Linked DNA regions of Homo sapiens: region 2 is linked to region 1. Evidence: chromatin contacts called from ENCODE Hi-C or POLR2A ChIA-PET data. All regions are on one chromosome and are shown on one strand. The core of a region is the stretch at or near the end of the contact, and the rest is flanking DNA. Distances in the headings are between cores, read along the strand shown.

The links. Hi-C counts contacts between places; a loop is a spot of excess contacts on that map. ChIA-PET counts read pairs that join two places held with the same protein, here RNA polymerase II (POLR2A). Pooled maps may share reads with other maps.
Region 2: a map of ascending aorta shows a loop between it and region 1 (2.7-fold over the local background). The contact joins two enhancer-like sites. A Hi-C loop is called at or near these places in 1 of 168 maps with a recorded cell type or tissue (ascending aorta) and 2 of 50 pooled maps. POLR2A ChIA-PET finds 5 or more read pairs at or near these places in 2 of 52 experiments (activated T-cell and activated naive CD8-positive, alpha-beta T cell).

What each region holds. Positions count from the first base shown.
Region 1 is chr10:114,149,952-114,155,242 of GRCh38, reverse strand. It overlaps CCDC186 (coiled-coil domain containing 186), which reads left to right. Exons shown (of 16, transcript NM_018017.4): 4 at 4,023-4,151. Among named protein-coding and RNA genes, the nearest start is that of MIR2110, 22 kb to the left of the region's middle. Within about 2 kb of position 3,627, at least 2 of the 41 ENCODE cell types and tissues checked have a DNase peak (open chromatin) inside an H3K27ac peak, as active enhancers do.
Region 2 is chr10:114,429,481-114,434,359 of GRCh38, reverse strand. It overlaps ABLIM1 (actin binding LIM protein 1), which reads left to right. Exons shown (of 23, transcript NM_002313.7): 23 at 1-3,248. Among named protein-coding and RNA genes, the nearest start is that of AFAP1L2, 27 kb to the right of the region's middle. Within about 2 kb of position 3,084, at least 2 of the 41 ENCODE cell types and tissues checked have a DNase peak (open chromatin) inside an H3K27ac peak, as active enhancers do.

The sequences.
Region 1 (5,291 bases), core at 2,378-4,877:
TTGAGATATAATTAACTTTCCACACAGTTCACTTATTTTAAGTGTACAATTCAGTGACTTTTACCTGTGCAACCTTTACCACAATTTTAGAACATGTCATCACCCCAAAAAGAAATGCAACACACATTAGTAGTCACTTCTCATTTGCCTCCAACAGTACTCCCTCAACCCTGCCCTAGGGAACAAGTAATCTTTCGGTCTCTATATATTTGCCTGTTCTGGACGTTTCATATAAATGGAATTATATAATAGGTACCCCTTTTTATCTAGCTTCTTTTATTTAACATAGTGTTTTTAAGATTTCATTCAAGTTGTAGCATGTATCAGTACTTCATTGTTTTTAATGATTGAATAGTAGTTCATTATATAGATATTTGATGTTTTAATATTTTGTTTACCCCTTCATCAGTTGATGGACATGGGAAAATGGGTTGTTTCTGCCATTTGACTATTATGAATAATACCACTGTGAACATTCACGTGCTAGTTTTTATGTGTACATATGCTTTCATTTCTCTTGGGTGTATACCTAGGAATTAATAGAGTGAGTTGGGAAGTGTTACTTTTTGGGGGAAGAGCAAAAATTTGTGAAGAATTGGTATTCTTCTTTAATTGTTTTAAAGAATTTTACCTGTGTAGCCACCTGGGACTGAATTTTTCTTTGTGGGTAGGTTTTTGTTGTTGTTGTTCTTTTTTATTATGCTAATTCAGTCTCTACTTGTTATAGGTCTATTCAGATCTTCTATTTCTTCTTGAGACAGTTTTGGTAGTTTGTGTCTTTCTAGGAATTGTTCATTTTGTCTCTAAGTTAAATTGTTCATACTATTTATTTATTCAATTATTTTTATTTCTATAAGGTCAGTAGTAATGTCCCTCTTTCATTTTGATTCTAGTAATTTCAGTCATCTTTCTTTTTTCTTCAGTCATTCCAGCTAAAGGTTTGTCAGTTTTCTTCATCTTTTCAGAGAACCAGTTTTTGGTTTTGTTTGTTGTCTCTGTTTTTCTTTTTCTTTTCTTTTTTTTTTTTTTTTTGAGACAAGGTCTGGCTGTTTCACCCAGGCTGGAGTGCGATGTTGCGATCTCGGTTCACTGCAACCTCTACCTATGAGGCTCAAGTGATCCTCCCACCTCAACCTCCCGAGTAGCTGCTACTACAGGCGTGCATCACCACATCCAGCTAATTTTTGTATTTTTTTGTGGAGATGGGTTTTCACTATGTTTCCCAGGCTCGTCTCGAACTTGTGAGCTCAAGCGATCCACCTGCCTCAGCCTCCCAAAGTGCTGAGATTACAGGCATGAGCCACTTCACCTGGCCTTGTCTCTGTTTTTCCATTCTAGTTTTTATTTTTTTCTTCCTCCTCTTTGTGTTTGGTTTAGTTTGCTGTTTTTCTGGTGTCTTAAGATGCAAGTATAGGTTATTAATTTGATACCCTGTCTTCTTTTTTTTTTTTTTTTTGAGACGTCATTTCGCTCTTGTCACCCAGACCGGAGTGCAGTGGCGTGATCTTGGCTTACTGCAACTTCCACCTCCTGAGTTCAAGCGATTCTCCTGCCTCAGCCTCCCAAGTAGCTGGGATTACAGGCACCCGCCACCATGCCCAGCTAATTTTTGTATTTTTGGTAGAGACGGGGTTTCACAGTGTTGGCCAGGCTGGTCTCGAACTCCTGACCTCAAGTGAGCCTCCTGCCTCTGCCTCCCAAAGTGCTGAGATTACAGGCTTGAGCCACCCCGCCTGGCCCCCTTTCTTCTTTTTTAATATAGGTATTTGTAGTTATAAATTTTCCTCTAAGCATTCCTTTAGATGTGTCTCCTGAGTTGTGGTATATTATGTTTGCATTTTTATTAGTCATCTAGTACTTTCTAATTTCCCTTGCAATTTCTTCTGTGTTTCTTTAGCAGTATGTGGTTTAATTTTCACAAATTTGTGAATTTCCCATATTTCTTTCTGTTACTGAGGTCTCATTCCATTATGGTTGGAGAATATGCTTCATATGATTTTAATCTTTTAAATTTATGGAAGTTTGTTTGTAACCTAGCATATCCTCTGTCATGGAATATTCCATGTGCACTAGATGAAAACGTATACACTGCTGTTCCTGGGTGGAGTGTTGTATAGATGTATTAGATTCCATTGTTTTGTAGTGTTTAAGTCTCCTATTTCTGTGTTAATTTTCTGCCTAATTCTATTTATTATTGAAAGTAGGATAGTGAAGTCTCCAACTATTGTTGACTTATTTTCCCTTTTATTTCTGTTAGTTTTTGCCTCATATATTTTGATGCTACATTCTTAGATGCATATACATTTATCTGTTAGATCTTTCTGATGGCTTGATCTGTTTTATTTTTGTGAGCTATTCTTTATCTCTGGTAACATTCTTAATTTTAGTCTGTTTTTTATGTAAATATAGCCACTCTTCCTTATGATTGCTGTTTGCATTATATATTTTTTTCCACTCTTTTCAGTTTACTTGCATTTTGAACCTAAAATGCCTTCTATAGACAACATATAGTTGAATCTTGTTTCTTTAATTAAGTCTGTTAGTTTCTGCCTTTTGATAGGATTATTAAATCCACTTTCATTTAATATTATTGATGGTGGGATTTATGTCTGCCATATCTTTCGTTTTCCATGTTTCATGTCTTTTTTCTTCCCCTATTCCTCCTTCACTGCCTTCTTTTGCATTAAGTGAATGTTGTCCAATATAACATTTAAATTTCTTTCATGATATTTTCACTATACAGTACAGAGTTCCCCCTTATCTGAGGGGAATTTATTCCAAGATCCTAAGTAGATGCATGAAATTGTCAATAGCACTGAACTCGATTGCCATCAATCAGAATATGTTTCTGTTTATGTCTGCCCCTGACAAGTGAATGCCCTTTTCATCCTTTTTTTTTTTTTTCAGAGACAGGGTCTCATCACTCTGGCTGGCGTACCATGGTGGGATCACAGCTCACTGTAGCCTCAAACTCCTTGGCTCTAGCAATCTTCCTGCCTCAGCCTCCTGAGTAGATGGGACTATAGGCATGCACCACCATGCCCAGCTAATTTTTAAAATTTTTTGTAGAGATTGGGTCTTGCTGTGTTGACCATGCTGGTCTTGAACTCCTGACCTCAGGCAATTCCCTCTCCTCAGCTTTCCAAAGTGCTGGGATTACAGGCATAAGCCACTACCTGGCTCCTTTCCCGTCTTAACAAAGTACTTATGCAGTGTGGCCATAACTTTTGAAGTTTGAGGTGTGACAGCAAAACTAGCATGAATTTCTTTTTTCTTCTTCACAGTTTCATGGATAGAAGATTCATTCTTACTGTAGATCTTAGCAACCTCAGTATATGATTTTTTTCTTTCAAGTCACCATTTCACTTAAAATAAGCACTTTAAAGCCTCTCTTTGGCACATGTGAATTGCCAGCATCACTATTCTTATACTCTGGGGCCACTAATAAGTAAACTCACTTATTAATTAAGGGCTAAGTGTTGCTGCACACAAGCACTGTCGTCCTGCCATAGTCAGTCTGGTAACTGAGATGGCTACTAAGCGACTAACTGGCAGGTAGTGTGTACAATGCAGACATGCTGGACAAAGGGATGACTCACAGTCTCAGTGAGACATAGTGAGACAACACAAGTTTTCATCACACTACTCAGAATGGCATGCAATTGAAAACTTGTGAATTATTTCTGGAAGTTTTTATTTAATATTTTTGAACTGTGGGTGACTGAAGGTTGCTGAAACCATAGAAAGTGAAGCCACAGATAAGGCGGGACTCTACTGTATTTCTTTGTGTTATTCCTTTGTGGATGTTCTAGGGGTTGCCAGATACCTTAACTTAATGGAATCTCCAGATTTTTACTAAATGACAGTGAGATATAGAAACATTGCTAAAAGTTTTTATTTCAATAGCTGAAGTATATTCATTGTATTCTTTATGTTTATTTACTTTGTTTATATTTATTTGCAGTATTGGTGGTGTATTTGGTATAGCTATAAAAATAATTTGGAAATAATTTTCTTTACAGTTAGAATCAAGAATAGAAGAACTTAATAAAGAAGTTAAAGCTTCCAGAGATCAACTAATAGCTCAAGACGTTACAGCTAAAAATGCAGTTCAGCAGTTACACAAAGAGATGGCCCAACGGATGGAACAGGTATTTCTCACATCGTTGTCATTATTAACTTGATATTCTGGTGACTCTTGTTTGTTAAAATAAGCTAACACTGTTAGACTATTTTGGACCTCACTATTGTATTAATACTAGGTGATTCTTTTATATAAAAGTAAGCCATTAGGCCAGACGTGGTGACTCACATCTGTAATCCCAGCACTTTCAGAGGCTGAGGCAGGCAGATTGCCTGAGGTCAGGAGTTTGAGACCAGCCTGGCTAACATGGTGAAACCCCATCTCTACTAAAAATACGAAAAGTTTAGCCAGACGTGGTGGCGCATCCCTGTAGTCCCAGCTACTTGGGAGGCTGAGGCAGGAGAATCACTTGAACCCGGGAGGCGGAGGTTGCAGTGAGCCGAGATTGCACTGCTGCACTCCAGCCTGGGTGACAAAGCAAGACTCTGTCTAAAAAAAAATAGTAAGTCATTAAAAATTCTAAAGCAATATATAAATACATACAGATGAATAAAAAAGTGTATGGAATAAAAATTTTTTTTTTAATCTGTACATATTCTTCCCCTGCCTACAATCCTTTTATATCCCATTCCTTGTTCCATAGCTAATTATTGGTATTTTGATTATGTATCTTACTACATATACATGTACAAGTCACACATGTTTATTTGTACATGGTCATATACTTTTTTCCCCCATTTGATTGGAATGATACTATACATCTTTTTTGTAACCTTTTTTCCCATACTTAATATACCTTGGTAATCTTTTTAAGTTGGTATATATGATCTCAGAAGAGGTAATTTTAAGCAGTGCTTTTTTATTACTTGCCTGAACTCTTTATGGATGACGTCTTTGTCATCTTCATTTCTGTATCCACAAAACCTAGCACAGTATCTGACTAACAATTAGTCTTCACAATGAATTGAATCTGAAAGGGTTAACTCACACCTTCATTATTTGAATGTGATGGATCCCACCCTTTCTACCCCGAAGCTGCTACTGTAGATGGCATTCTGGAAGGACTTTAGGAAACAGATTATCCTCAGCCTTTATTTGGATGATTCTTTAAAACATGCTGACTCCTTGCATTAGAAATGTTATGTTTAACTCTCCTGCTATCAGTTCTGAACCCTTTTGTACCAATTGAAGGGAAATACAGAGCCTA
Region 2 (4,879 bases), core at 1,835-4,334, 280 kb before region 1:
TTGCTATGCACTGAATGAGGACTACTCTCGTGTGTGTGTGTGTGTGTGTGTGTGTGTGTGTGTGTGTGTGTGTGTGTGTTGGATCTACTAACATGTTTAGCAAATGGCTCTGACAGGGTGGCCATGAGCAGATGAGACCAGCTCTTGCTTGGTTGGAAGCCACACTGCAGTTTGCAGTTTAGCCTTTGGTGTCTCAGTGGCTTCTTGCTTATTCCATGCTTTTTCTATCCCATCCTCTCTCTGTGCCCTCCTGCAATGGCAGCCTTGGCACAATGCCTGGGTGTCCTCATCCTTGCTTTACTCTGGAAAGTGTGGGGATGGAGAGGATGGTGCATTTCCAGTGCTTCCTTACCTGTCAATAACAATGGTGGCCACCTGGGTCCCAGCACTTGGCTGGTGGAGAGATTTTTTTCATTATGGAGCTAATAAAGGGTCCCTACGTTTTACATTGATTAATGAATTATCACCCAGACATGTGCAGATGAAATGTCAATATAAGAAAAATCAAGGTATTTGGGAAACATGGGCATAATCAGGTAGTTTTGCTAAAATTCCTCTTCCTTGGTCTACATAAAGAAGACATGGGTCTGTCATAGAATGGGGACATTAGACTGAAAACTGGGACAACCCCCTTCCTTATTTTATAGAGACTAGGAGTTAAGGGGCCTGCCTAAGATTGCAGTGATAAAGAACTGAACCCTAAATCAGCTCCCACTAATGAAACCCTGCTTTCCTTGTATCTTTTAAACTCAGTTCTGCATCCAACTTGAGAAGAAAAAAAGCTTCTTTCCATATCAAGTACCATATGAGTTCATTTAAACTGCACCTTGCAGAAATGCATTGCCAGAAAGCACCAGTAGCCTCCTATCTGCAAGCAGAGTAGTGCTCTGCTCTGGGGAGGGGTCATTGGAAACCATAATGCAGAGTGGGCCCCCTACTCCATTTCCCAGCAAAAGGCTCCAGCTGGAGGGATGGGTTGTGGGGCAACCTGGTTCCTGCTAACTGCCAGATTGAATGTGTGGGCTAGAATGCCTGCACATTTAGTTAAACTGGGCTCAGCATGCTTGTCCTCAAAATGTCCATCCTGGTCACAGCACACAAGATGGCTATTGGTCTGCTTTTACCCTACCCTGTACTATACATGAAAATTCCAGTTATTAACACACTCAAACTGGTGGAGCTTGTTCACCCTAGGAAGGGGATTGTATATATGGCAGGCTTCCCTGGTGCCGATGTAAAGGGCTACATTTGGGAACATTTGACTTCCTTGGGACTCTTAAGTGCATAATGATGGCATGAAGTAAAAGGGGCCTCAATGATGATAGGAAAATCAGTTCTTTTAAAATTTCTTCAAGAAAATCCAGGCTATCACATAGTCTTTCTGTGTGACTTATTAGGAGATAGGAAGAGCATTGGGAAACTTGCACAGCTAGCTATGCATCTACATTTTGGTTTGGGGTTAGTTATGAAATGTTCTTAATATGACGTGTTCAATAACTTCACATAAACTTCCTGTTCTCCAAAACCTCAAAGAGATAGAGTTAATGAGTTGTTGTTTTTTTTTAAATGGGGGTAGTTTTCTATCTGTCATGGGCTCTAGCATCTACTCCGCTACCCAATTCTGTCATCTCCAAGCTGAGTTTCCTCTTCTGAGGCAGAGGCTGGAGCAGTTCTTTTTCAGTTCTCATCCTCTCCATCCCAATCCAGTATATCAATCAACTCTAACTCGGAGACGTCTAGCTGGCAATGTTTCTAAAACTTTCACTGGATTTCTTTAGACATTGAAGCAAACATTTTTTTCTAAGAATTGCTTCTCAGATGATGATATCAAATGTATATGCTTTTGCAAGTTTGAAAAGTTCAAATTAACCACTTTTGACTAGGTAAGTCTTTCTAAAAACCATTTAAAGCTAACTGGGTCTTAGCATCCTCCTGTGTATGGAAGAGACAGGTGACCGCTCCAGGTTGGGTGCTCACAGAACCCTTTTCCTGACTCTCATGGAAGATGGTGGAAGGAAAATAGACTGTCTCATCAACCCTCCTGTGTCCTCTGAAGCAATCTCAGTTTTTATTAACCACCTCTTCTGTGTTTCTGGTAGCTATTTAACCTGTATTTAATCTGTACTTCCTATGCCAGCCTCAATTTTATTTGATTTTTACAATTATTCTCTTCTAACCAATGAAGTGTTTGTCAGTATGCCCCAAAGCTTGCTCTTTTGTGCTCCCTTTTGAATAACTTTCTATCCAGAAAAAGAGATTATTTGGGACTTGAGATTTGCAGTGATACCAACTTATAGCAATGATGTACTTTAAGGGAACTACCCAACTATGTTGTGATAGAAGAAAGAGAAACCTTCACTTTGGCATTTTTTTTTAATCACTGTTTATTTTTCTGTTTGCGGCCCAGGAAGCAGTGGGAGGTGGTGGCAGATATGCTTTGCATATGGATTGTTATGTTTTTATTTGGGCAAGTTTAATCATGGAAAACTCAAAAAGAAGGGGGGAAATGGTCAGTTTAAGCCAAAAGAAACTTTCTAAACAATGTATAGGTACACAGCAAAATTAAACAAATCCAACAATTTCTGAAGCTTAGTGTAATTGAGTGGTGGTTGTTATTCAATAAAATTATTCCCAAAAGTGTTTCTCCTAAGAGTGCAGTTCCCATGAGTCACTTCCTGAACCCATTGACCAAAGGTGGACAGAGACAATCCTGTAGACCTTGACATTCAGAAAGATGTGAGCTGCTTACTGATCATATATGCATACGTTTCTTTACAGCAGAGGAAACCATTGTCCACAAAACTGATGTTCTTTTGGGGTTTTATGTACAGACTTGTCCAATCATGTGTGTGGTTCCTGCGAGTTGCTGATGACTCCGCATTGAAGCTCTCTGAGTTCTTTGATTTTAAGTTGGGTTTATGGAATTTTTTCAAATGTTGGAAGGTGTGTGGTTCTTCCTGCCCTCCCTCCCCTTTTGGAAATATGAAAGCAAATGTTTAGAAGAATTCCTTTTGAAAAGCTGTGTCGTGTTCCCTGTGAAACTGAGCAGGTGTGTGTTGGCGCGCTAAGTGCCACATGCTTGTGTGTAGAGGAGGAGGTGGCCCTGCCGGCTCCGCGCTGCTGTGCCTGTGATCCCTACCTGCTCCCCGCTCCTGTTGCCAGCAGCACTCACTGCACTCCTTTGTCATATACTCTGCATCACTGTCATACTCACAACTTCGTGAATAAAGTTGTGTGCTTTATTCGTAGATGCCTCCATACCTGTGTTTCATTTCTCGTTCCCTGGCTCCCTTTGAAGGTCTATCTCATTTTAAAAAGCACCAACGCAACTTCCAATAATCAAAACAAAATCAGAATGAACCCAAGGCTGTGGGAATACATTTTTATCATGCAGGTGGAAAAATGCAGCAAATAACAGCAGGATATTCCAGGACTGTGTGTCCAATAACCCAGACCATATTGACCAAGCTGTCCAAAGGAAAGAAATGTTTAGTAGAGCCATTACACTGTGCTGTGTCATAGGTGTTTGATTTGGTTTGTGACACAGCAGGGATAGTCCCATCATTTCGACAAAGCTGGGGATTTGAGGAGGTTTGAAGCTTCTGAGCCACTATGAGTGTGGGCCACTTTTTAGTAAGAAGCTAGAATGCAGTAGGAGAAAAGCATCCTTCCAATTTTGGGCATCCCCTGCATGATCAAACTTTACATGAAGAAATTGTAGATGTTAACTTCCTTGTTATCATCACTGCCAAGATTTTAGGCTTGCCAGAAAGTACAAGGATCTATGTCCAAGATGGCCCACTCCAACGATAGCCTTCCTTCTGCTCTGTGTCTGCTGAGACTACCCAAGACCCAGTCACACTGGCATTCACATGACCCTCCCCTGGAAGCGGGATGCAGGTTGTTTTCAAGACAGTTGGCATCTTTAGTTCACCACCATGGAAAACAGGCCGGGAGACCTCAGCTCAAGGTCTGTGTTCTGCTCATCTCTGCCTCCACCCGTGGGAAAGCATCCCTGCTGTGGTCCATAATTACCATAGCTAGGGGTCATCTCCAGTCCTTATGAACTCTCTGTGGGATTTGGCTCTGGTGGCCACCTCTCCAATGGAAGTTGACCCGTGCCTCACTTCAGTTGCTAGACTTTAGTCAGCGAATCTCACACTGCCTTTGCTGGGAGTGGAAGGATCTCGCCTCACCCACTGCTCAGCTGCCTCTCCCCCAGTACCCTGCCTTCAGATCTTGCCAAACCACTGCAAGTTCCCAGGACATACCATGCTTGCTCCCTCCCAGGCAGCTTTATCAAAGGTATTTCTTCTTTACGATGCTCAACTCTTCAAGGAGGTGGTGGAGCAGAGAGGACCTGGCCCCAGGGAAAGGAAGTAATGATCAATGTTGACTCTTTAAAAACAGCTACCCATCAGCTCTTTGGAGTTACCCATGTGAATTTCCCATGGGCTCCATTTGTTCCAAATTAAAGACAAGTCCAAGTTCACACCCTCTCTATGAGCCTGTCTTAATGGGCCCAGCCCAATCTGCATGTAATTCTTTGCATGCCTCTAGTTGAACCTCAAGGTCGGTACTTAGCAAGTGTTGCCTCGAACTGCTAGCTGCGTGGGTTTCTGCTCTTCAGTTGAACTGTAGTGAGATCTCTGTGCTGAGCGCCAGGCACCCTAGCTTGGCATAACTATATTGCTCGTGAGAGCCTTTCAAAGTAGACAATTGTAGCTCCACTATACAGGTAGGAAACCAAAGCTCAGAGTCTAATCAAACATGCCCAATCACTCAGCCAGTGAGCAGCAGAGCTAGAATTCTCCAGGTCTGCCCTTTTCAGATCCCATGCTGTTATCCTCCACATCCCATTCCCTGTGACTTTCTTAGG